3 separate regions of the Mus musculus genome follow, and all the other regions are linked to region 3. A link is a loop called in an ENCODE intact Hi-C map of the cell type or tissue named here. Cell type or tissue: gastrocnemius. All regions are shown on one strand.

Region 1 (8,000 bases), 48 kb before region 3:
CGGTTGTTCAACAAATGTGTGTTCTTCTGTTGAAATCTAAATATGGCCATAAGACATGACAAGAATTAGTGAAAAGATATTTTTATAATTCCAAGTTAATGTGCAGAGCTTTCTTGAGTGTTAATAAAATCCAGACAATAAGTCTAGCCATATTTACATGGTAAAATACAGGGTAAGGTTGTGACTCTTTGTCCTCAGTGTGATCTTTTGCTGGAAGTCTGAGGGTGAGAATACTAAACAGTTGCCACCATCTTATAATGCGCTTTCAAGAATAGTAGAGCCATGATGTTATAATTCTTAATCCATGTTGTAATTCTTATAATTCCATCTTTTTCAGATTGCATTTCTGGGCCTAACCTCCCATGAGAGAATCAGCCTCTTAAAGCAAAGCAGGCACATGAAACAGACATTGTCCCTCAGGAAAACACCATACAAGTAAGTAAATTCTGATCTGGTCACCAAGTCTTTGGAAGATTCCCAGGTACTGATTTCCTGACCCAGTCCCATTTTCTAACCTATCTCATGGAATGGAGCCCGTTTTTTCTTGGAAGCCTCAAGGTTAGGTTTTAAGTGATAAGGTCATATGCCCAATGGGGTCAGGAATTCAGTCCACTGGACTCAGTGCAAATATAAGTTACTTTGAAGTTTTGCCAAGATGGGGATTCTCCAGTTGAACCAAGTGTCACAAGGTTGTGTCTTGCTGGCAAGGAGTCAGTGTGAGATAGTTAAGCTGGCATGTGTCTGACAAGCCAGCCTCAGGGTTCTCTGTAGAAAGCATCAGGTAGTGTGCTTTGCCAGAACTTCCGCATGGCCTTCTAGCCCCAGAAATTCTTTTATTCTCTTTGTAATGTGCCCACCTGGGTCAGGGAAAAGCTGCATTTTTAGATTTGGAGTATATCTCGTTAGAACTTGAGCTCTGTAAAACCTGTTCCCAGTTTGAAAATTAGAGTGCTTGGTAGGAACTCTGCTCTTGTCATGTGAAAGGACAGGCTTTGAAGCTTATCTCCTGCCACCTACATCAGTGTCTTGGAGGCTGGGCGTATGGCAGAGGTGACGGAGAGCTCTCGAGATTGAGCACTCACTGTGTATCTCATGAGCAGTCTGCTTCAAAGCCTGCTCTTAGTGTTTGGCGGTTAGACAAAGGAATCAGACTGGTTTGAGATTACAGTGTGGATTTATAGCGGAGAGAGGAGATGGCTGTGCTCAGGACTGGAGAGTGGTGTAAAGCTGGTGATGCTCACTTCAAACTGGCAGTCATAGTCTGTGTCTTGGTGGTTAAGCTAAAGGGGTGAATATTTGCTTTATTGAAGTCTGGAAGCAGGTCAGAGGTGGTCGTGCATGCCTCTAATCCCAACGTTCTTAAAATACAGGCGTCTCGTGATAGAGGTAGAAGAGATGTATATCAGGCAGGGTCTGATAGAGGAGGGAGGGCAGGCTGAGGCCTAGAGAAACGTCCATGGAGCAGCACAGGTGAAAGTTGAGCCTTATTTGCTAAGGATAAGAACATGAGACCAAGGAACTAAAGACCTTAGAGTCACTTTGAGACTAACCTCCAAATTCCTGTCCAAATCAAGATCTTACTTCTTTGCCCACTTGTTAGCAAATTCAGTAATATTTCTTGAGCTTGACCCTGTGATTGCCAGCATGTCTTCCCACTGTTACTCAGTCAGCCCTCTTCCTGAAAAGACGTTTTCCAGTTAGGTTAGTCATGTAGAGAGAGCCATTCTAACAGCAGATGGTCCAGGGGTGCATACACAGTTTGCTGTGTGTAGATTGGCTTTAGCATAAAAGATAGAACATAGGTGAGTGCATTAAAGTTAAGTATTCCCTGTGCTGGAGTAAGAACTGTTTCAGGAATTTGATGGAGAAAAAGTGATGCCAAAGACAATTACAGTTGGAGGCTCTAAAAGAATGTGAATATCAGCTAGATCTTGAGAATCAGCCAGAGATAAGGGTGAGAGAGTGTTCCAGGCGCAAAGCTCACAATCATGGGAGAACAGCTGACATAGGAGTGGGAGGTTTGCAGGAGTCATTGAGTATGGTCTTGAATACATAAATGAAGAGGTTGGATAGGCTCCTCTGAGCAGAGAGGTATCTTGAAAGGGTTAAGTTTGGAAAGTAAGAGGGTGTGGATGTATAAGGGTTCTACGGGACAAGACAGTCTTCAGTGTGTCAGGTAAACTGGAAAGAACTGGGACAGGAACATCATCCAGAAGCTTGGGAAAAGGCCACCTTCCTAGTTACAGCTCTAGCCTATGTGAGCTCTCAGATAAAGTCCGGTGAGAATGGAAGGAGTAAGGTTAGTAATGGCAGTGACTGGGAGCGAGGAGAAGTGATGGAGAAACATATATTGGATTTGTTGACCTGCTGTCAGGGTCTCTCAGTGGGAATTTGGGTCCACAGATGGAGCTAGGTTTCAGCTTTAAGGTTCTGGCCACTCACCTCTTACCTTCGCAGAGGTCCTCTGAGAGTGTGGGTTTGCAGATACTCAGTGAATGCTTGTGGTTTGGGTGGACACTTGTCAGGATCAGCGCAAGAGATGCTGAGCTGTCCTTTCTTCTTTTCTTCACAGCCTCGGATTCACACAGAACCTGGCAGATTTCTTTCAGTGTGGCTGCTTTGGCTTAGTGAAGCCCTGCATCATAGATTGGACATCCCAGTACACCATGGTTTTCCACCCAGCCAAAGAGAAAGTCCTTCGCTCTGTATGAAAAAAAAAGCACCTCAAAATGCACTCTGACTTGTTTTTGTTTATGCTGGTGCTCTTATTGCTGAAAGTGAAGTGAGATATTCAGCTACCACGGTCAAAGGATAAGGGATACAGTCTTCAGCAAGAGTGGACCTTCCGTCAGACCCAGAAAGATGGCCTGTTACTGAGCAATTTGGCAAGCAGCTTTTAAAAACATATGAAAATATTTTCCCCAAGAACATGAGTTACTTTTGAAAAAAACCTAATAGTCACTGATTATGGATAAAATAAAGTATTTTCAAATACTATATTGGCTTTTTAAAAATAGTACTCTTTAAACTTGTAATTTTTGATAAGTTATTTGTCTTTGTTGTATCTATAAATATGTAAAGAATATTTAAATAGATGTATCTGTTTTGCTTTCACACTTAATAAAAACATTTTTTTATACTTGAGACTTAGTTTCTAATGCTTCACATCTTTAGAGTCTTGGAAAGATGGGAGAGAGACATAGTGAAGTTAATTATCAGTCGGTCAGTGATTGTATCTACTGATTTCCTGTTCCAGAGAGAATGCTGCATCCACCTAACTCTTGCTGTAGATTGCACGGCTCTCCCAGTTACTTTTCTCACTGATTCCTCCCTGTTCTTGTCACAGGGGAAAGCTAAGCTTCTCCTCATGGCCTGTCCACCCCAGAATGATGCTGTTCTGTGTACCAGTGTCACTCTGGGCCACTGGTCAGTTCTTCAAGGGTCTCTCCTTCCTCCATATTCTAGGTCTTCACAGATGGAAAGTGCATTTCATGTATCTGTGAGTTATTCCACAGTGACTTGTTGAGCTATTGTAATCATGGAGCTTTGTAAAAGGCAGAGGGGAAGCTAACATACATGAAACTGTACTGTAATATAGCAAACATTAGGAGCTGTTCACAGGAATGCAAATAGCACATCAGAATTTAGAGGCCAAGAAGAGGCTCAGTGGACACTATCAAGGGATTGCTTGTGAATGGTACTCTTTACAGAGGACAGGATGGGCACCAAAGCAACAGGAAATAGAATAACATGGTTGTACTGAATTTGGTAAGTCAAGTACCAAATCCAGACACTATTGTGGATGCCAAGAAGTGCATGACAACAGGAGCCTGTTAGAGCTGTCTCCTGAGAGGCTCTGCCAGAGCCTGACAAATACAGAGGTGGATGCACACAGCCAACCATTGGACAGAGCAATGGAGGAGCTAGAGAAAGGACCCAAGGAGCTGAAGGGTTTGCAACCTCATAGGAAGAACAACACTATCAACCAACCAGACCCGGCAGGAACTAAACCACCAACCAAAGAGTACACATGCAGCTCCAGCCACATATGTAGCAGAGGATGACCTTCAGTGGGTAGGAGAGGCCTTTGGTCCTGTGAATGTTCAATGAATGCCCCAATGTAGGGGAAAGCCAGGGCAGGAAGGCAGGAGTGGCTGAATGGGTGAGGGAACACCCTCATAGAAGCAGGGGGAGGGGAGAAACTGGAAAAAGGGATAACATTTGAAGTGTAAATAAAATATCTAATAAAAAGAAAAAAAGAGATTCTGCTCAGAGGTGGGTTCATCTGCTCAGGCATTTGACTTGGAGTTGATGGGTGGTAGTTTACCAGGTTAAACCATTAGGTTAAGGAATAAAGATGGAGGGGAGCTCCATTTTACAGGAATTTCAAGCAGAAAGAAGAGCATCAGCAAAGAGCCCACTAAATGGTGGGCAGAGAGCAGGGCATGTTAGGACAGATTTAAACCTGAGTGTAGCTGGAAGTTGGGTGAAGCCTAAACTGAAGGACCAGACTGAGACTAATTTGTGAAGGTCCGTATATAATAGGCTCTTTTATTTACTGGGTGGAATTGCCTCCTCAGAATGTTAAGTCCTCTGGTCTAATCTCTCAGAATATTGTGTATTTTGAGACAAAGCCTTTAGAGAAGTAATTAGGATTGGATCAGATCATATATCCATATGATATATACACCTTGATTCACTCTGGTGTCCTAAGGATTAAAAGCCAGCTTTAGGACATAGACAACATTGGCTAGGAAGACCATGTGAAGACAGGAGGTAGCCGGGATAAGCCAAGTAGTAAGACTTAAAAGAAGCCAATCATGGTGACCCTTTGATCATGAACTTTCAGCCTCTAGCACAGGAGAAATGATCTAAATGGTTGAGCCCCCCAGTCTGTTGTACTTTATTACGGCAGCCCTAGTGAACTCATACTTAAACCAAATGAGAATGGAGAGATGTGTTCTAGAATTACCCTTGAGTCAAAAGCAAAGAGACTTTGGGAAGTGGGGCAAGAAGATAAGAGGCAGGCCAAAGCTAATGGGTGACAGTTTTATCTTCATCTCCTGGACACATACTTGGTGGGGCTGGTGTCTGAACTGCAGCCAAGAAAGAGGGAGTTGCATTGTCCTGCAGTTATGGCACACATGTGACTGACTCCTGGGCAGGCTTGGAGTCTGGCAAGCCAAAATAGTGTATGGCTCTTAAAATCCAGAGATCCTTGTCCGACTCATCACATAAGGTAAATGGCTGCTTGAGTTTTGTTGTTTGGGTTTGGGTTGGGGCGGGGGAGTTGTTTTGTTTTTTGAGACAGGGTTTTTCTTTGTAGCTCTGGCTGTCAGGGGACTCACTCTGTAGACCAGAGTCAGATTTGTCTGCCTCTGCTTCCCAAGTGCTGTGATTAAAGTCATGCGCCACCACCCTAACATGACTGCTTGTTTTAAAGATAACATTTCTTGGAACTTGAAGCATAGAGAAACTGATAGGTTTGCCTAGTGTTCATAGCTTTTTATCAAGAGATTTATATTTTTTTATTTGCTTTCCAAGTAATTAAGGAATTGCAGAGAGGTAGGGAAAATGTCGTGGTTGCTTAAAGATTCAAGCCACCAAAGAATTAAAGACGTGTTTAATTGGCTGTGTTTTATTAGTGAGGCCAGCAATTTGATGTAAGAGTTTTGAGAAACTTGCTGAACCCCAAAGAATTGTAGAATAAGAGGAAACCATCATCTTGTCATTTGTAACAGGATCATAGGCCAAGTCTTGCAAGCCAGTTTCCACACATTTGGAAAGCCCAGGATAGGACTAAATGATCAGCCTTTCAGTCCTTCTCTTAGCTTAGCTTTACCTCTCAGAATCTGCTTTCATGGCTTCTATTTCCTCCTGTTTTCTTCTCTTCCCTCAGTTATGAGGAAGAGAGGACGCTTCCTTCCGTACCAAACACTGGAACATCATCTTCCTTTGCATGGCCAACTCTGAAATTCATCTTTTGCAGATGGTTTTTTAAAACTAGTGTTCTCTCTCTCTCCCTTCCTCCCTCCCTCCCTCCCTCCCTCCCTCCCTCCCTCCCTCCCTCCCTCTTCCTCTCTGCAAAGAAGACGAATATAGAGATGGTACCACTAAAACATTTATTGTCTCTCCCATCCCAAGAATAGTAAATAGTGAAGCATCTGTTGCAGATAACATTCCCAGTGGTCTCTTGTTACTTCGGTGCAGCCTATGACTGCTTCTGAAGAGAAATGCTGTCCAGCTACAAAGGAGGCTGTTGGGGACAAACTACATCTGTGGGATCACGTGGCACTGCTGTTGACTGATAGGGCTGTGAGAAAGCAGGCAGCTTCACTCCTTCTTTTCCACTTGCTGTGTAAGCCCTCCAAACCCAATGCCTGTGGGGCCAAAATTTTTGGCATAGCAAACTGTGAACCAGAAGATAAGAGAGAATAGATTGATTAGCATTGCTATTTTAGGTCCTGCCTGAACATCATCCTTTTTACTTGCCAGTGGTAACCTTTGGGTAAATTTAACTTTTAAAGAAACCAAGCTGTATTTGGATTTGCTAATAACCTTCGTTTATGTCTTTGTACTTCACGGAGTTACTGACACTCTGTTATACAATACTCTGCATAAACCAGCTAGAATTACCTGCCCAGCCTTCTGCGCTGCCACACCCACGAGGCACTGAGAAATGCTTGCAGCTCCTGTAATGTACTATACTGTCCTTCCTAAGAGGTTGCTGTTTCCTGTTCCTGGAATGCCCCTTTTCACACCCATATTACCCTTCAAGCCCAAATATATCTCTATCTATGTCCATAGTTGGAGAGAGAGAGAGAGAGAGAGAGAGAGAGAGAGAGATTTTAGAAATGGATGCATAGAGCCACAGCCACATATTAGACAGAGCCCTGGGAGTCTTGTGGGACGAGTTGGGGAAGGATTAAAGGAGCTGAAGGGAAGAGGAACTCCACAAAAAGACCAACAGAGTCAACTAACCTGAACCCTTGGCCTCCAACCTAGGCCCCCACACATTTGTAGCAGGTGTGCATCTTGATCTTCAGGTGGGTCCCCAACAACTACAACAGGGGCCATCTCTGAATCTGTTGCCTACCTTGAATCGAGTTCCCCTAACTGGACTGCCTTGTCTGGCCTCAATGGGAGAGAATGTTCCTAGTCCTGCTGTGACTTGATGTACCAAGGTGGGGTAATACCCTGAGGGGTCTCTCCCTTCTCAGAGGAGAAGGGAAGGGGAGATGGGGGGAGGGAGACCAGGAGGAGAGGGGGCTGCTTCAATAGGAATGTAAAGTTCATAAATTATATATATATATATATACATACATACCTATATACATATATTTTTATATATATACATATATACTTATGTTTGTGTGTGCACATTCCTATAGCTGTCAAATAGCACGTGAATTCCTGTCCTGTGCCATCATGGAGAAAGTTTATCTATGGTTTTTGGATCTGTTTGAGACAGTTGTATAACCTATCGGCCTTGAACTTACTATCTATTTGCTTCTGCCTTCCACATGGTGGGGATTACAGGTATGTGCTGCCATACCTGTTACCTCATCTCAAGTAGCAATCCCTCTTTACCCCTCACACACACACACACCCCACATACTCTCTCCTTTTCTCTGTCCACCACAAACATCATTAGATGATGATGTTCTTCTGAGCTGCAGAATAGAGATGCTGCAGAGTTGAGGACAAATTAACTTTGTTCCCTAGTATGGCCTTTTTTTACTAGGTGTCAGGAGGGAGCTAGGCTTTGCCATCTCCACACAGGACCAAGGAATTGTGGAAGAGGTTGAGGGGCAGGGCTGTAAGGATCAATTTAGTTCCTGTGGTTGCTAAGTGACTTGCAACACCAGAAGCAAATGTCAGGAGGAGAGAAGAAGGCATACAGATGAGGCAGGGTGACCCTCCCCTCAGCCAGGCACCACTATATATCTACCACAAGAAGAGCTAGGTTTGCGTTTTCAGAGGGATTACCATGCTGATTG
Region 2 (8,000 bases), 63 kb before region 3:
TAAATATTACTGAACCATGTGACAGCATCCTCAGGGTGGTAGGGAGAAAGGGTTTGGTGGCATAGCTTTGGGCTGAAAGCCAATTGTTCAATTCAGTAGTGTGGTTGAACTGACAATTGATGGAAAGTAAATAATGTGGGCCACATATTATATCATTCAGTTTGTCAGCAATGAAGAGAGTTCTCTAACCATTTTATATCTTGAAGCATTTGCCCACTTTTTTACAATTTTCTTCCTCGTCTATCTCTAAATTCATTTTACACTAGTTATTTTTCTATTTGACTGTTTTTCGGTAAAGCGGCCTGATTATAATGAGGGGAGGTAATGACACTGTAAATACATTGTAGTTTTCTTTAAAGCTAACACACAGAGAAATGTGCATGATTATACTGATGAATCATACGACCTGGATCCAGGTTTAGCCTTTATACATACCAGTCTGATCTCAGACAAGCTGTTCTTTCTCTCTGTGCCTCAGTTTCTTCATCTGTAAGTGAGTATAATTGCAATAATAGCCAGTTCATGGCTAATACGTGTAAATGCTTAGAACAGTATCTGGTGTGTGGTCTGTACTTGTAATCAATCCTCTCATATTGCAGTCTCTTCCCTGCCTTATTGACAAGGTGTCAGCCCCGCATGAGTGTGGGTGTCATCCTTGAGTCCCTTGCATCCTTGGTTTTCCCCTTACCTTCGCTCCCAACATTTATCCTGCCAAGCCTCCTACCTGGTCTCCTGCCTTCATTCCTATAGTGTACCCACATAGCACTCAGGCAGATCAATTCCTACATCATATTCTTGTTAAGCTTCTTGATCCAGACTGCTATGTGACACCTGTCACAAATAGCAAGCTCTTATAGATTGGGAATTCATTGAACCATTTAATTAGACCAAGTGCCCTCCTTTTCCCTATAAAATCTTAGTTCAGACATGGAGTTTGCACAGACAGACTCCATTTTTTCCTATTGTAGCATGTACCTGGTGCCAAGTTGAGGTCCTTGGTTCTTCTTAGATATGCTTTTATCTTAATTATGGCTATGGTCCTCATGCATTTTTTTTCTTTGAACTAAACAATTTAAATGCTCCTGTCATAGGTACTAGTTACCAACCTTTGCCTTCCTTTCCACTCTTTTTTAAAATCCACCACTAGCCATTTCTGATGGCAATTTTAAGATATATCTGGGTAGACACTATGGCAGATGCCAACAAGAGCCTGCTGACAGGAGCCTGACATAGCTGTCTCCTGAGGGGCTCTGCCAGTGCCTTACAAATACAGAAGTGGATGCTCACAGTCATCCATTGGACAGAGCACAAGTCCCCAATGAAGGAGCTAGAGAATGTACCCAAGGAGCTGAAGGGGTCTGAAGCCCCATAGAAGAAACATCAAAGAACTAACCAGTACCTCCAGAGCTCCTAAACCACCAATCAAAAAAACACATGGTGGAACTTGTGGCTCTACCTGTATATGTAGCAGAGGATGGCCTAGTCGGTCATCAGTGGGAGGAGAAACCCTAGGTCCTGTGAAAGTTAAATGCCCCAATATAGGGGAATGCCAGGTCCAGGAATGGGAGTGGGTGGGTTGGGGAGCAGGGCGAGGGGGGGAGGGATAGGGGATTTTCGGAGGGGAAACTAGGAAAGGGGATAACATTTGAAATGTAAATAAAGAAAATATCTAATTAAAAAAAAAGATGTATCTGGGTAAAATGTATTTGTTTATAAGGTGACTATATTGAGTTTGATATGGAAGGCATTTCTGTGTTTTACTTTTGAAACTATAGTACTGACCTTTTGAACAGTTACGCAATCCTCAGGCTGCTTGTTGTAGCAGTAAGGTTGTTAGTGTGTGGTGACTACTGTCCTTTTAGCTGTTGTGTATTTTCATGTCCTTTCTGCTTCTGACACCAGCTCAGAGTCAGAGTGCTAAGGTTCTGTACACCTGCTGTTTCACAAACAGTTCTTGACAAAAACTTGCTTACAAGTGAAGGTGAATTTCTATTTACATTTGTATATTTTGGTATATTTAAAAATTATATGAAAAATATGATTTGTCACAATAGAAATATAAACTATTCGTTGAAAATATATTGTTTCTACGAATGAAATAGTTATTAGTAACTTAGAGGAACTGGAATGTGTACTTTTGGAAGGTTATTGTACAGTTTTCTCATGTGCAAGAATAAACTGACAGTCAGGGGAGAAAGCTGCTGCTGGTGTAACTGTCATTGTTATTGGAGAATTAGAAGAATTAACATGAATCATACCAGTGCCTTACTTCACTAACATGCTCTACCCTTTTCTTTACAGGTTTTTGGTTGGCTATAAGAACCTTGTGTACTTACCGACAGTCTTTCTGCTAAGTTCCATTTTTTGGATATTTATGACTTGGTTCATCTTATTCTTTCCTGATATCCTTTAAGCTTAGATGAAATGCATATCTTGTTTTACTTTCAAAAATCATTAATGCCAACTGGGCATGGTGGCACATACCTTTAATCCCAGCACTCAGGAGGCAGAGGCAGGCAGATATCCGGGAGTTCTAAGCCAGCCTGGACTACAAATCGAGTCCAGGATAGCCAGGGATGGTTACACTGAGAAACCCTATCTCCAAAAACCAAAACACAACAAAATATTATATCCATTTGTAACAGCATACACATGTCCAGTCTTCATCGCTTTCCAGACTTCCTTCTTTGTCCTTGCTATGAAGCTGTTGTAACACTGCTTTGCTTATATGACAAGAAGAAATGTGATGGGGAAGAAGTATGCTTCTTAGCTTATTGCCTTACTTTCTATGTTCTGCGTCTCTTTCTGATAATGGTATTTCTGAAAAGAAGAGGGTGTTTATCGAGGAAATACATAAGAGAGATATAAGGATCTTTCCCATAGGAACGAAGAGGATGGCATATGAGTTTTCAGAGTGCACACATCTATAGCCATTGTGCCTGTTTTTGCTTTAATACTGTTTAACTGTTTAATTAATTCCAACCTTTGTTTCTAATATGGCTTATTTTCCTTTAACCTAAATGAAAGCATAAGTAGTATAGATATCACTGGGCTTAAAAGAAAATATCTCTAACCTTTGTCCTGTAATTACTGATTTGGTGGTTGTTTTAATGAACACCAGCTTTCTTATTACCACTGAAGGCTACCACAGTTCCTATCAGATCATTTATAGGTGACTCAGTTTTCATAGAAGCTAGGACAGGGGACATTGTATTGAAAAGGGATGATTGGTATTTTTATGTCACTGAACAATTTTTGAAATTATAGGTAAGTATAAGCAACTTCAGTTATTCTAGATTTTATACATCAGATTATTTTGATTTTGCAGAATCAAAAATTAACAAGACATAAAATCCCATCATTTATTAACCTCATTTGCAGAAATTCTCACTTGACTGTAAACTAGGAAGTGCTTGGTACTTAAGTTAGAAAAATTGATTTTCATAGCTAGATAGAATCTTAAGTGTCAGGAGGAACTCCCATGCTAGAGTGAAGGCATGCAAGCCAGTAGATGGCACAGCTCACTCAAGGCTAGTGTTACATGCTGCTAGAACTGCCCTGTGGGTCAGCTGCTGTTTTGCCTGTAAAGACATAGCCCAAATATTTAGACTTGCCTTTCTCAGGCTGCCAATTAGGATTGGTCCTGGGCTTCTGTCCCATAGCCAGTGATCTCTTATGGGAAAAGGGTGAAGAACACTCTGGAAGCATGTTGTCTTGGTTCTAAATTTCAGGACCTTTTTCTTATTTCGTTGTTGCAGATGAGATCTCACTTTGTGGTGCTGGCTACCCTGGAACTTACTGTTTTGGCCAAGCTGGCCCCAAATTCACTGAGATTCAGATAACTCTCCTGAGTGTTAGAATTACAGGCATGTACTACTGCTCCCAGTGTAAAGGCTGGCTTTCCTTCCTGTCAGGGATTTGAACCCAAGGCTCTCACAAGATAGGCAGGGATAATCACTAACAAAGATGACCTTTTCTTTATGTTAATGTGCCATTGGGCAAGTTACTTAACGTCACCAAGTCTGTTTTTCTGTCAGGGGGCAATAGTACCAAACTCTTGAGGAAGCTGCAAGAATTACTATGCTATGATGTATAAAGAGCTGTATACAGTCCTCACTACATAATTGGCATTTATAAATAATACTTTGTGTTTTAGGGACAACTCAGTGATTGTTTTCTTAGGTTCTTTCATGTGTGCAGTAAGTAATGTATTTGGATTTTATGAGAAGGACTGGATGAAAGAAATGAGCCTTAGTAATGACTACAATTAAGATTTGGTAAGAAATGATGAGCCACTGAGTGCTTCCTTTATGGTCCTGGCTATACTTAAGTCTAAGTGCTAGATAGGTAGGTGTAAAGCCCTATATGATTTCAGAGTCAGCTATAGATAAGACTTAGTTTTTAGGTCAAATAGCAAATAATCTGAGGAGCTTGCTGTGCTGATATACAGACCTGTGATTCCAGCACTTGGGAGATGAGGTAGGAGAATGGAAAGCTTGAGGCTGACCTGGGCTCCACAGTGAGTTCAAGTCCAGCACAAACTCCTAGGTCTCACTTACACCAGAAAAGGAGCAAAAGAGGGAAGAGAGTTGGTGTGACTCATGACTGAGCTTTCAAGAAAGCTGTCCTACTCTGATTTAGTAGTAGTACAGGAATGTGTGTGTCCACACAGAGCAGCTCACACTAGCCTAGAATTCCCTCTGTACCCCAAGTTGGCTTCAACTCAAAAACCTCCTGCCTTAGCCTTCCAGGTGTTGACATTCAGCTCAAAGTTCAGTTTCCAACTTTGAGTAGTAAGAATTGAGCATCTGTTTTATGGCCTCTGAAGTTAGTAGAAGGTAGCTCAGTAACGCCTTGTAAGGCAATACTTACTGTGCTGGGCCAATAGTATTTACATTGGGTAAAGTCAGGCTTACTACTGTCTCATTGACTTATTACTGCACACTCATTTCTTCTCTGGAGCAAAATGGTACTTTGTAACTTTAAAAAGTACCACTTTAAAAACATTTTAAAGTGGACAGTTTTTAATCCTTATAATCTTTTTCAGAATTAATATACTCATATTAACAGCTTTTCCCAAATAGGATATAATGTTCAAAGAGGGCAGTGGGTTTATTTTTGTTTGTTTGTTTGTTTTTTATGAATTAGTATTTTCTTTTACTTACTCACTTTACATCCCACTCACTTCCCCTCCCAGCCACCCCCTCCCACATTCTTTCCCTCCATCCCTCTTCCCCTTCTCGCTGCATGGGTATCCCCTACCCAGGCACATCAAGGCCATCTTCCTTCTATTCTTCCATAAAAGTCCCCAAGCTCCATCCACTGTTTGGCTGTGGATATCTGCATCTGTCTTTAAGTCAGCTGCTGCGTGGAGCCTCTCAGAGGACATCCTTGCTAGACTCCTTTCTGCAAGCATAATAGACATTATATCTAAACCCTAGATAGGAAACAGAAGAAGGAGGACTGCCAGTGTTTCACACCATGGTGCAAGTTTGGTACCTGTGAGGAAAAGGTCAGAAGAATTTGCTATCTTAATAGAAAAGGTTCAGAAATACAGACATGACCATAATGGTATGGTCTCATTTTCCCCAGCATGGTCTGCTTTATCCCCACCTCACTTTACTCGTTGTCTTAAAACACACCCCAGCCCCTGCATTTCTTATAGATAGGATACATTCTGGGTTGAAAGTTTTGTGGATGGGTTGATTTCCCTATCGCTCCGTTGGAGTTCCTGCCTGGGTACAGGCAGTGACCTTTCCAGTTTCCATATCCCCAGTGCTGTGAATCACAGCTAAAGTCACCCCCATTGATTCTTGGGTACCTCCCATATCCCAGGTCTCTGTCTCTTCCTGGAGATGCCCCCTACCTCCTCGGCCCTGTCAATTGCAGATTTCTATTCATTTTCGTCGCCATCTGGCCATCAGGAGGACAGTTTCTAATTTAGAACAGTTACAAGGGCAGATTACTAAAGTCTAGGAAGAAACTCATGTAAGCATTTATCTACTTTACAGGGAAAGTGCATTGAAATCTCAGACCCAAGTGCATTTCTTTGAATTGTCTTGTGAGAAAGAGCAAAGAATGTGTTTCTGGATGGTCTGAGGAAAGCCACAGTTACACCTGAAGAACTTATATTTGGAAGGCTTAGATGGTTTTTTTTTTTTTTTCAGTTTTCAGAATGGTTGCTGGTTTTCTTTAGTATTTAAAATGGGCTTCAACAATGATGAAGCACTAGTTACTGACTAACCAGGAGCAGACTCTGTAGGATCAGAACATGGAAGAGGGACGCTTTGGGTGGTGTGTGTACATAGGGAAGTCAGGGGTGGGATGCAGGAGAGAGAGGTTCATGGGGACAATGGTAACATTTGCTTGCTTCACACATGATGCTTTTCTCAGTAGAGATCGGCTGTGTTCCTTAACATGGCTTTAACATACAGCAGGTAGCCCTTTGTATTTTGCTTTTATTTTCAGCATCATGGCCTTTCTCTATTTTTTCTACAAGACTTGGGCAACTGATCCAGGCTTCACTAAGGCTTCGGAGGAAGAGAGGAAAGTGGTGAGTCTTCTTCTGTTGTGTTTTTCTGAGAGATGCAGCCATGCTGGCCTTTGGCACAGCTGCATCTATAGTGTCTGCTACTTAATAGGTACAACATAAAATGTGGGCAGATTAGATCATCAAAATGAGATTTCTACACAGTTACACTTTGTCATTTGTATACAAGTCTTTTTAGAAACACCTATTTTCTGTAAAAAGTGATCCCTCATCAATCTTTACTAGACTTGAGTTTTATTAGACTTGTCAGATCTCCCTCTTCATTACAATTTTAGTCTTGAATGCCTGCCTGCATGTCCAAGTGATGAGAATGTACCTTATCAGGTTCCTGCTTCCTAATAGCTGAGGCGGTACCTTTTCCTCCTCATGTGTGAAATTGCCAGAGACATGGCCTCTTTGCATCTGTTTCTGGAGTTTAGAAGTTAGGGAGAACCTTGTCTTCCACCACCAAAGGCCTGTCCTGGAAGGCCGAGCGAGCGAGCGAGGCCTGTGCTTGCGGCTTTCCGTTTGGGTGCTTATCCTTCATGAGTCGGGTGTGTGTGTGTCTGTGTCTGTGTCTGTGTTTCTTTCTTTGCCCCAGCAAGCTGTAACTGCCATTTGTGAGAAGGTGGTAAAGGGGTATGGAAGAATAATCTTTAGCAGTCAGACTTCTTGGCCACTGCCTAAAAGAACACCTTGAAAAGTTACATTATTTCAAGAATGGAGTGACTGGGTTGAGAGTATTCCACATTGCTATTCCGGCTACTTCCGAAGCTGGAGGTGGCATAAAAGCTGTGCAAATGGCACATAACTGTGGATAGCACTGCCCAGTTAAATGCACCCTAAGGCCAGGTGTTTGTCTTTCAGAATATCGTCACCCTAGCAGAGACTGGCTCTCTGGACTTCAGAACATTTTGCACATCATGTCTTGTGAGTCTCTCTTGTTAATACTTTGTTTTTCATAGTAAGGGCAAATTCTTAGTAGCATTGGTTACATAAGCATTTATTCAATCCTCATGGCATGTGAATGCACTTTCCTTTTTACCTGGTTCTAATTTTGTATTTCTGTCAGACCAGTTTTCCACTATGAGCATGTGAAAGAACATGTATACTCACGAAGCTCTGTGGCTAATCTCTGTAACTTATCCATAGTGCTTTTCATTTGCCTTTCCTGACAAGAAGTGGATGTCAGAATTCACTGCAAGTCAGAAGCACCTTAGCATCTTAAAGCTACATAGCTGAAACCTCCTACTTTGCAGTTGAGTTGAGGCTTAGAAGGGAGTGGGTGATTAGAAGAACCTGAAGTGGAACTGTGATTTCCATTTTCTTATTTCAGTGCTCATGCTGAATGTGGCACTGCCTGAGTTTTCCTTAGCCAGTATGAACAGTCTCTGAATTCAGAGCTCTCTTAGTGAGGCTCATTCCTGTCACGTACAGAAATGCCTATTAGTAAGGCCTTCCAGAGCTTCGC
Region 3 (8,000 bases):
TGTCCCAGAATGCCTCTTACGTGCCAAGAGTTGCAGAAGCACAAGCCCCTCACGTACAGTGGTATAGAAGCTAAACACAGCCTCCAGTCTATGCTGAGTCTTCTCTTCGTTACTTGAAATGCCTAACATAATGCCCATGTTTACGAAGAGTTGTCACGGCATATTCTTTAGGGAGCAGTGACCGGAAAACATCTGCACACATTCACTACAGACCAAAGCAATGTTTTCATTCTATGGTTGAATCCTTCAATATTAAACAGGTGGCTATGGAGATCGGACTGTATCTCAAGACCAGAGAAATGCCGGAGTGCATTCACTATTGATTTTCCTCTCTTGTAGTATATAAAGTCTTGTTTACTTTCTCATCAGGGGAATGTGAGAGCTGGTGGAAGCTGGTGGCCCTCATGCCTGCTCCACTTGGGGGTCCCCTCTTCAGAAATGCATCCCACAATAGATCTACGAGCACAGCCACAGAAGACACTGGCCAAGCATAAACGTTAATGAAAATATTGTGGCCCTGGGTTTCGCAGTCCTCACTATTGCTCCAGAGCCTTCATTTCAAATTCCTGTTCCAAAGGACCTCTCCCTGCAAGTGCGCCCAAAGTCACGGTAGCCACCTTTTGTGGGAGTGTTCATCTTGCACTGCTTTTCCAATTATCTACATATAGTCTTCCCACGTGTGGGGCTATGTAGGGAGGAGGGGAGAGAATCCCTCTAGATTTAAAAGACAAACAATAAATAAAAACAACAACAACAGCATACATACCACTGTTGTTTGGGCTGATTTCTGGGCCCGTCCATTTAAAAGCTGGTTTTCGACCTCTTTCTTCTGTAACATGGACTTTCTTGATAAGATCCAAGCTACTCAGGACATTAGCAATGTCATACAGCCTCCTAATTTTTGCTGGGGGTTGAGGGGAGGGGGTGAAAAAAAGCATGTATAGCATTAAATAGAATAATGAAAGACCACAGGATTTTGTCTCCTAAGAAAGTCAGGTGTATCCAAGAGCTACCTGCCAGCACCAGGCAGAAACTCCTGACTCCTTTCAAGTTAGTCTAACAATAACTATAATATGATATATATATATATATACACAACTATAGCTTCTAGCAACACTGCTTGAATTAAAACAAAACAAAAAAAAAGAGTTTTAAATTTTTCAGGAGTGACTGCTGGTCTTGAGTTTTGAAAGGGCGGTGGTAACTAGGTTCCCGTTGGAAGTGACTGGATGAGATGGTCTGCTTGTGAAATGTCATATTCCTAGGTGTCTTCTCATGAGTCAGAACGGGAAGAATCAGAAATGGAGCAGTTGGAAATGCATGGCTTTTCTAACCATGATAGTTTATAATGAGATTTACACAGTATTATAAGCTTGCAAAGTTCTATACCACAAACATATATACTAACCCTGCAAAATATGCAAAGACTCTACACACCTCCCTGATCTTGAAAAACTTTGCCTTTAACAAGTCTGGCCTTGTGTCAGTGTTCAGAGTACGGAGTTACAAATTGAGTCTCCTGCTTCACAGCCCTGCTCTGTGTTTATTCCCCCAAGGATTTGGCAAATGACACATTTGTAGTTCCTGGAACAGCTTCCAAAGCTGTGACTGACCAGTGGCAGCGTGGAGTTGAAAAGCCCTGGTGATTCAGAAAAGCAGGGGACCCATTGGCAGTATCAAGATGTGTCTCCTCAAATTACACTTTTTCCAAGCACTGACAGTATTAGTGCCTTACTCTCTACTTAATTCTGTCTTGTGGATGAACTATCAACCCAGGGATGTTTTAACTTACTTCTACACACTAATAGAGCTTTACAGGATATGGCAATCTCAGGGCAAAGGCCCAGACAACCTACAAGCTCTCGGGACAGCTCTGCCTTATTGATTCCCCCAGTAGCTACGTCTGCATCATCTTCCCGTGGATACAAGCCTGTGGAAGGAAGCTCACTCCTGTCTGCTCGGCTCCTTTCCACACCTTTTCTGTGGAGGTTCCTTCAATGCCCGCCACAATCATGGAAAGAGAGAGCTGGTTAGGAACCAGCTGAATTCACAGCAGCCATCTGGCTAGAACTCTTTCAAAGTAGCAAGCCATCTGTGTTGCAAGACCATCAGGGGACAATTTAGTGAAAACGACTTCTACCCTCACGTATCAGCGTTAGTAGAGAGATGAGATCTCGAAGCTGGAGCTATTTGACAACGGACTGCTCATTTGAGTCCTGGGAGCTTCTAACCACGTCAAATGGGGACAAGTCACAGTGTCAGATGGCACTAAAGCACCAGACCATAAGAAGGTTCTATGTCTTGCTGAATTCCACCGGTTAGCAGTGGCCTCACTGGAGGGGTGGGGATGAGGTAGGCGGGCAGAGATCAAACATAGACGTGTACCCAGAAATCTGCTCGGTGCCCGATCAAACGGTTAAGTGGAGTCCTGTTGTTCATGAATGGTTCCCGGGCCTCCCGGGCAGTTGTGACACTTACTTTTATACTTGCTTTTATCCAGATCTTCCACGTGGTCTTCCCCAATTAAAATCTTGGCAGCAATTTCCAGGCTCACTATCTGAGGCGTCGACACCAAGAACAGCATCACAAACTTCTGGCTCATCACGCGTAAGGACTTGTCTTTGCGGCTGTTTACAGAAGCTTTGGAGAAGAACGGGGATTAGGGAATTAACATTCGAGGAGGCAAAGTAACAAGCCTTAAAAATAGCACCACTAGGACCATACAGCCAACAGCTGCAGTGGTGGCTGGGCATGGCGGCACACGCCCAGATCCTTAATACTGGGGGAGCAGAGTGAGAGGACCATCAGGAACTCAAGGCCAGACTCGAGTACAGAGACACCTGTCTCATCAAACCAAACCCAACCCCAACACAAGCTATGGCAGCTGCCGAGTAGCCGCCGGAGTCTCTGTGGCATCTGTTTTTTGCAACCTACAAGGAGCACCATGCAATATCGCCTCTCACCTGCCCGGAATTCTACTCCAGGGAGTTCTACGAAGCACATGTCTGAATGCCCATTCTGGCCAGTGTGTGACTTGATCACGTGGTCCTCTATGCCACAGCTCTTGATAAAATCAAACTCTTGCTCATATTCTTTCCTTTTGATCATCATGATCTGCTCAGCGTACTTGTTCTCTTCCCCGACACTCTTCAGCGTCCCGAGGGTTTTGGTGAGGTTGTGCCGGCCATGCCAAGTGTACCTGTTTTTGGCAAGGCGGCTCACCATGTGCAGGCTCTCTAGGACATTCACAATGTCATAAATCCGCCGACGTTCAACATCTGCCAAGAAGGCACAGACTTTTCACTGTGTGTTCGCAGTACGGGTGTCTCTGTACTCTGTAACTCTTCCTACTTACTAGTCAGCAGGGACATCTGAATAATGCAGTAATACAGTAGACACCACAAGCACCGTAGAGCGGAGAAAGGCATGGCTCTCTCACAGAACCGAGCTCATTTAAATTACAGTCACCGTCTACGGAGGGATCTAGATTGTATCATCCAGGACAATTGTATTCTAATGCGTGTGGTGACCATTGTTACCTGTATTTTACTGTTGAAGGCAGAGAAGTTCAGACTTGCCTCAGTGATAGCTGGGAAGTGGGAAGACCAAGCCTCTAATCGTCTAACTGCCACAATTTTGAGCCCATTCCTTTATTCCCCTCCTACTACCCACGTCTACCTGCCACAGTCATATCACAGGCACAAAGTGCTGAGATTTATGGAGGGAGAGATGGCTTAATAGTTAAGAGCGCTTGCTGCTCTACCAGAAGACCAGAGTTCAGTTCCTAGTACCATAGTGGGCGGCTCACAGCCACTTGTAACTCCAGCTACAAGGGATTCAACATTTTTTTCTGGTCTCTAAGACCAAACACACACACACACACACACACACACACACACACACACACACACTTCCTTTAAAACTGCTGAGATTTCAAAAAAGTATAAACTCCATGATGTCATTTCTCAGAAACCAAAATGAAAGAACAGAAAGTTACATTTCTTTGGGATCTAATTTGGTCCACGTTCCACCTATCACCAGTGACGCCAAGATTAGCAATTCTACGGCTCTTGTAAATCCAGAGAGGGTTTCAGTGTTCTGCATGGTGAGATTCTGCTTATTTCAGAAATGTACCTTCACTATTGATTTCATTTCACTCCGGGACAGAATCTATCCTTTCTGGGAATGTGCTTAATAGAGCTCCCCCTAGTGGCTTCTTGCTGTTCCTGGTGACTTCCAGTTGAGAACCAGCATAAAGACACACCAGGAGCCCTTCCCCACCAGTCCTCACAGGCCTCTGCTTCTCTTCTTACAAGACCTGGACTGGATGTCTGCATTAGAGCCAGGCCTGATCTGAGCCTTTAGTTTATGGTCAGAAAGCACTGCTCCCACATGCCTGGCCCTTTTATGATGTTCTAGATAACCCCGCCCCTTTTCTGTAACAAATATTGCCTAACTCGCATATGTCCTTTGCTTGGTAACCATTATTCTACTGAAGATAGGTTCTACTGTTTACAGATCTATACAAGCTCCTGCATACACACACACACACACACACACACACACACACACACACACATCACCTAGCCAGACAGAGTGTATATGAAGAGCAGGTGGGTCCAAGCAGTGTATTAATGTTCCTGCTTAGAAAGGCGGTCTTTTTCTTTATGGAGTGAAACTACACATTAAATCACTATCCTGCATATACTGCAAAGTTGAGACTAAGATACTTTCCGGCTGGGGACATGTCTCCACTGGGAGAGTGCTAGCCTGAGTTTGATCCACAGCACCCATCTGAAAAGCCAACCTCGATGAATTGGTGAGCCCCAGGTCCCAGTGAGATTCCTTGTTCTCAGAAACCAAGGTTCCTAAGGAAAGATATCCAAAGTTGGCCTCTGGCCCTGTGCACACAGGAACACACATAGACACCCATACTTATACATGCACACAAAAACGTATTTTAACGACCGCAAAGCTTTTTATCTGCTAGCCTCCTTTCCTGCTCTAGAACCAGGTCTTTACCAAGTGATAAAGAGAGGACACCCATAATTTATACCAAAGACAGAATAACCGCCTCCTAACCCATCCTCAGTCTCAAATGGCAGAGAGGCAGATCTTCCCTTCATGCACCTGTGGATACACTAGTTCCTCAGGGACAGACAGGGTCAAGGTGAATGCCAGAGCTGCAGCTGTTTGTGAAACAAGTCATAAAACACCATTTCCTTCCTGTGCAGCTTCAGGGACAACCCGAACCCAGAAACTCTCCACCGACATTTGTTTGCTTCCAAGACCGAGTTATGCTCAAATTAACAGGACTTGTGAGGCTTTGAATTCCCACACGGTCTTATCTGAATCTGTGATAGTGTGACTATATGAGCTCAGATTGAAAAGAGTTAAGTCCACAGACTCACTCTAATCATTAACCATCCTGGCAACTGGCATACGTACTGAGCTCCTCGGCCACCTCGTCCAGGCAGATGTCGTTATTCACAGCAGGGTTGGGGTACTTGGGGTACCGCGCTAGGAATTTGTGGCATAGCAACCCCAAGCTCTTCTCCTTCCGACTCGGCTGGGATTTCTCAAATTCGTCTCCTGATAAGTGTTCCTGCAGAGGGAAAGGTAAATAATGTCTCATTCTGGAATAGAGCATGACAGATTTATTGGGGGGCCTCTGTGCTAGATGACTAACTCCTCTTACCCACACATGCACGCGGTTTGAACAGCTGCAACAAAGTGGGAGGGGAATAGGAATGGTCTTAAGGCCTGGGATAAAGATCACTCATAGAGTACAATTCCCGGTGTTGTGCTCCAAAGCTACAAACTCTTCCCATGTTCAGCAGGTCAACAGCCTTCCAACAGCTCCGGGCTCCACACTGACCGTCCCTTCATCCACAAGCCCCCAAACGCCACCCAGCCTCCCTGTAAACCTACGTGCAAACAGTCTCTAGCTTCAGGTAATGCACTTCGGTTGTCAGACAGGCCCCTTTTCTGATCTCGACTTCGGATCTCGGGGCTCACGGCGCTGATGAGCATTTTCAGGTTGGCTGTGGGTGTCCATGGCTCTCCTTGGGAGACTTCCTTGGGCTTGGTTGGTGTGGTTAGAGGGCCCAAGTCAGGCTGGATCTCAGCCAACACCATGTTGGCCTTCGAGGACGGATGCAGGGGGCTTTTCATCAGTCCCCTTTTATGTGGCTCAGAAAAGAGGTTTTCCTGGTTTAAGAGGAATTAATAACTGAGTTCATTGTAAAACAGAACCTAGCAGAAAGGCTTTCTGCCTTTCATATTGACCAAGTAGGTTAAGAATATCACAGTGATCTCTGGACAGTATTTTCCTTTTTTGCTTGAGACAAGGTCTCACTATACATTCCAACCAGTCTGGAACTTACTATGTAGTAACAAGCTGACCCTAAATTAACAATCCTCCTGCCTCTGCCTCTGTTGTGATTACAGGCATGTCCCCTGCTACTACGGTAAATTTAATAGTTAAACTTCCCACTTTTAACTTGGTAGATACTATGGATCTAAATGTCTTCACCATGTGATCTAAGAATTTACATTAATAAATAAATAACATTAACTACAGGTTTTATTTTTAAATTCTATTTTGAGAAAGGAGGGCTGTAAAGATAGCTTAGAGCTCAGTCCCTTCCCTTTCCTTACTAGAACCAATCACTCTAAGTAACTGATCACTTCTAAATTCCTAAATTCCTACTAATGAGACATCAGGTAAAGGCTTTCAGGACCCACACCAGGCCCCACCCAGTGGAGTGGCTGTGAGCAGTGGTTGCTCATTGATATACCAGGAACAGGCTCAAGCAGCCAAGGTGAGGGTGCCCTTACGGTTAGGGCCTCCCGCCTACCAGCAGGACTTCTGACCAGAAAAATTTGCTTTCAACATCAACGCTTGAGGCACAGATGCAGAAAATGGGACCAAGGGAAGTAAGGTTAGCCATTTAAGGCCTCAGAGCTAGTTTCTGCTATGGTAAGTTAGCACTTACCTACACTGGTAAGTTAAGAGCAATTCATATAGATAGTAGAGACTGGGCCCCCTTCACTTTTAGACACCAGGCAGTACACCATTCTTAAAGAAAGGGATTTGGAAGGCAACAACTCAGAGAACAGAGATACACTGTTTCCTCAGTAACTTTGGGAGCCCGGGTTAACAATCCTCTATTACAACCATGAAACTAAGGGCTCAGTGTGTATTTCTGCTGAATCTGCTACTTAGCAGACGATGATGCGAGGCAGAGGGAGGTCACATGGGGCTGGCACCTGAATTTTCAGTTCAGTATGGTGCCCTCAGGAGGTGCTGATCCAAGGGTGGGGTTTCAGTGAACACTGCCAAGGACAGCATTGAGCTAACATCTAAATGCTTCCAGGAGATCTGTCAGGAACAGCATTTGGAGGCCCAGTAGGTTAAAGGGCTGACATTTTAAAATGTTATCTTACAAAGAAATCCAGTATCAAATTATGACCTTTGTGAATTCCAATGGTTCATGTAAATAACATATACATAATTTTTTAAGCACAGAAAAAACCCCAAAGCTTTTTCCATATATATTAAATTTATATTAAACTTTTGAAACAAAAAGGTTACTTTAACCCTGGACAACCCTATTCCTCTTCAAAAATTAAAATTTCCTTCTGGATTTCTGTAAAAGTTAACCAAAAGGATACAGCATTCGTGACTATCAAACGAAAAATTTAAGAAAACTTATTAACGAAAAACTCAGGATGATACTTCATTTGACATTGCAACAGTATAGACTGGACTTTAAAAATACCTTTTGGTTCTCCATTTTGTCAATTCCTCATACATTTAGTGTGTCTTTAAAAACGAAAAATCTGAAGTTCCTCCCCAAGTTCCAGTGGTTTAAGTAGTCCAATCGATTAAAGTTTTTTACTATCCTTAAAAGGAAAAAAAGTAAAGCAAGAATTAAGAGCTGATGAAAATGATTCACGTACACAAGAGCCCCCGGAAACAAACAAAAAATGACAAA

The links. A loop is a pair of places that touch in the nucleus more often than their neighbours do. Peaks named below come from ENCODE experiments on the same cell type or tissue, not always from the same donor. Only the 100,000 strongest peaks of a DNase experiment are listed, where the experiment ranks them.
Region 1: a loop joins it to region 3, with 2.1 times the contacts of the local background. A loop is called at or near these places in 14 of 42 quality-filtered maps.
Region 2: it touches region 3 in a loop (4-fold over the local background); 18 of 42 quality-filtered maps call a loop at or near these places.

The regions. Positions count from the first base shown.
Region 1 is chr7:48,824,297-48,832,296 of GRCm38, forward strand. It overlaps Zdhhc13 (zinc finger, DHHC domain containing 13), which reads left to right. Exons shown (of 17, transcript NM_028031.3): 16 at 338-435; 17 at 2,573-3,141. The coding sequence ends at 2,711. Csrp3 (cysteine and glycine-rich protein 3) reads right to left here. Exons shown (of 6, transcript NM_001198841.1): 6 at 6,102-6,410. The coding sequence ends at 6,334. Among named protein-coding and RNA genes, the nearest start is that of Csrp3, 20 kb to the right of the region's middle. In gastrocnemius, no CTCF peak of the experiment used is centred here; no DNase peak of the experiment used is centred here.
Region 2 is chr7:48,809,024-48,817,023 of GRCm38, forward strand. Zdhhc13 (zinc finger, DHHC domain containing 13) reads left to right here. Exons shown (of 17, transcript NM_028031.3): 10 at 2,302-2,402; 11 at 6,429-6,553; 12 at 7,397-7,459. Among named protein-coding and RNA genes, the nearest start is that of Zdhhc13, 24 kb to the left of the region's middle. In gastrocnemius, a CTCF peak has its summit at 3,503 (motif pointing right); no DNase peak of the experiment used is centred here.
Region 3 is chr7:48,872,494-48,880,493 of GRCm38, forward strand. E2f8 (E2F transcription factor 8) reads right to left here. Exons shown (of 13, transcript NM_001013368.5): 2 at 7,785-7,908; 3 at 5,932-6,210; 4 at 5,449-5,605; 5 at 2,964-3,278; 6 at 2,479-2,640; 7 at 767-904. The coding sequence starts at 7,799. LOC115486422 (a long non-coding RNA gene) reads left to right here and starts at 5,548. Exons shown (of 3, transcript XR_882082.2): 1 at 5,548-5,619; 2 at 5,838-5,954. In gastrocnemius, no CTCF peak of the experiment used is centred here; DNase peaks (open chromatin) are centred at 4,229 and 6,103; H3K4me3 peaks cover 266 bases; H3K27ac peaks cover 306 bases.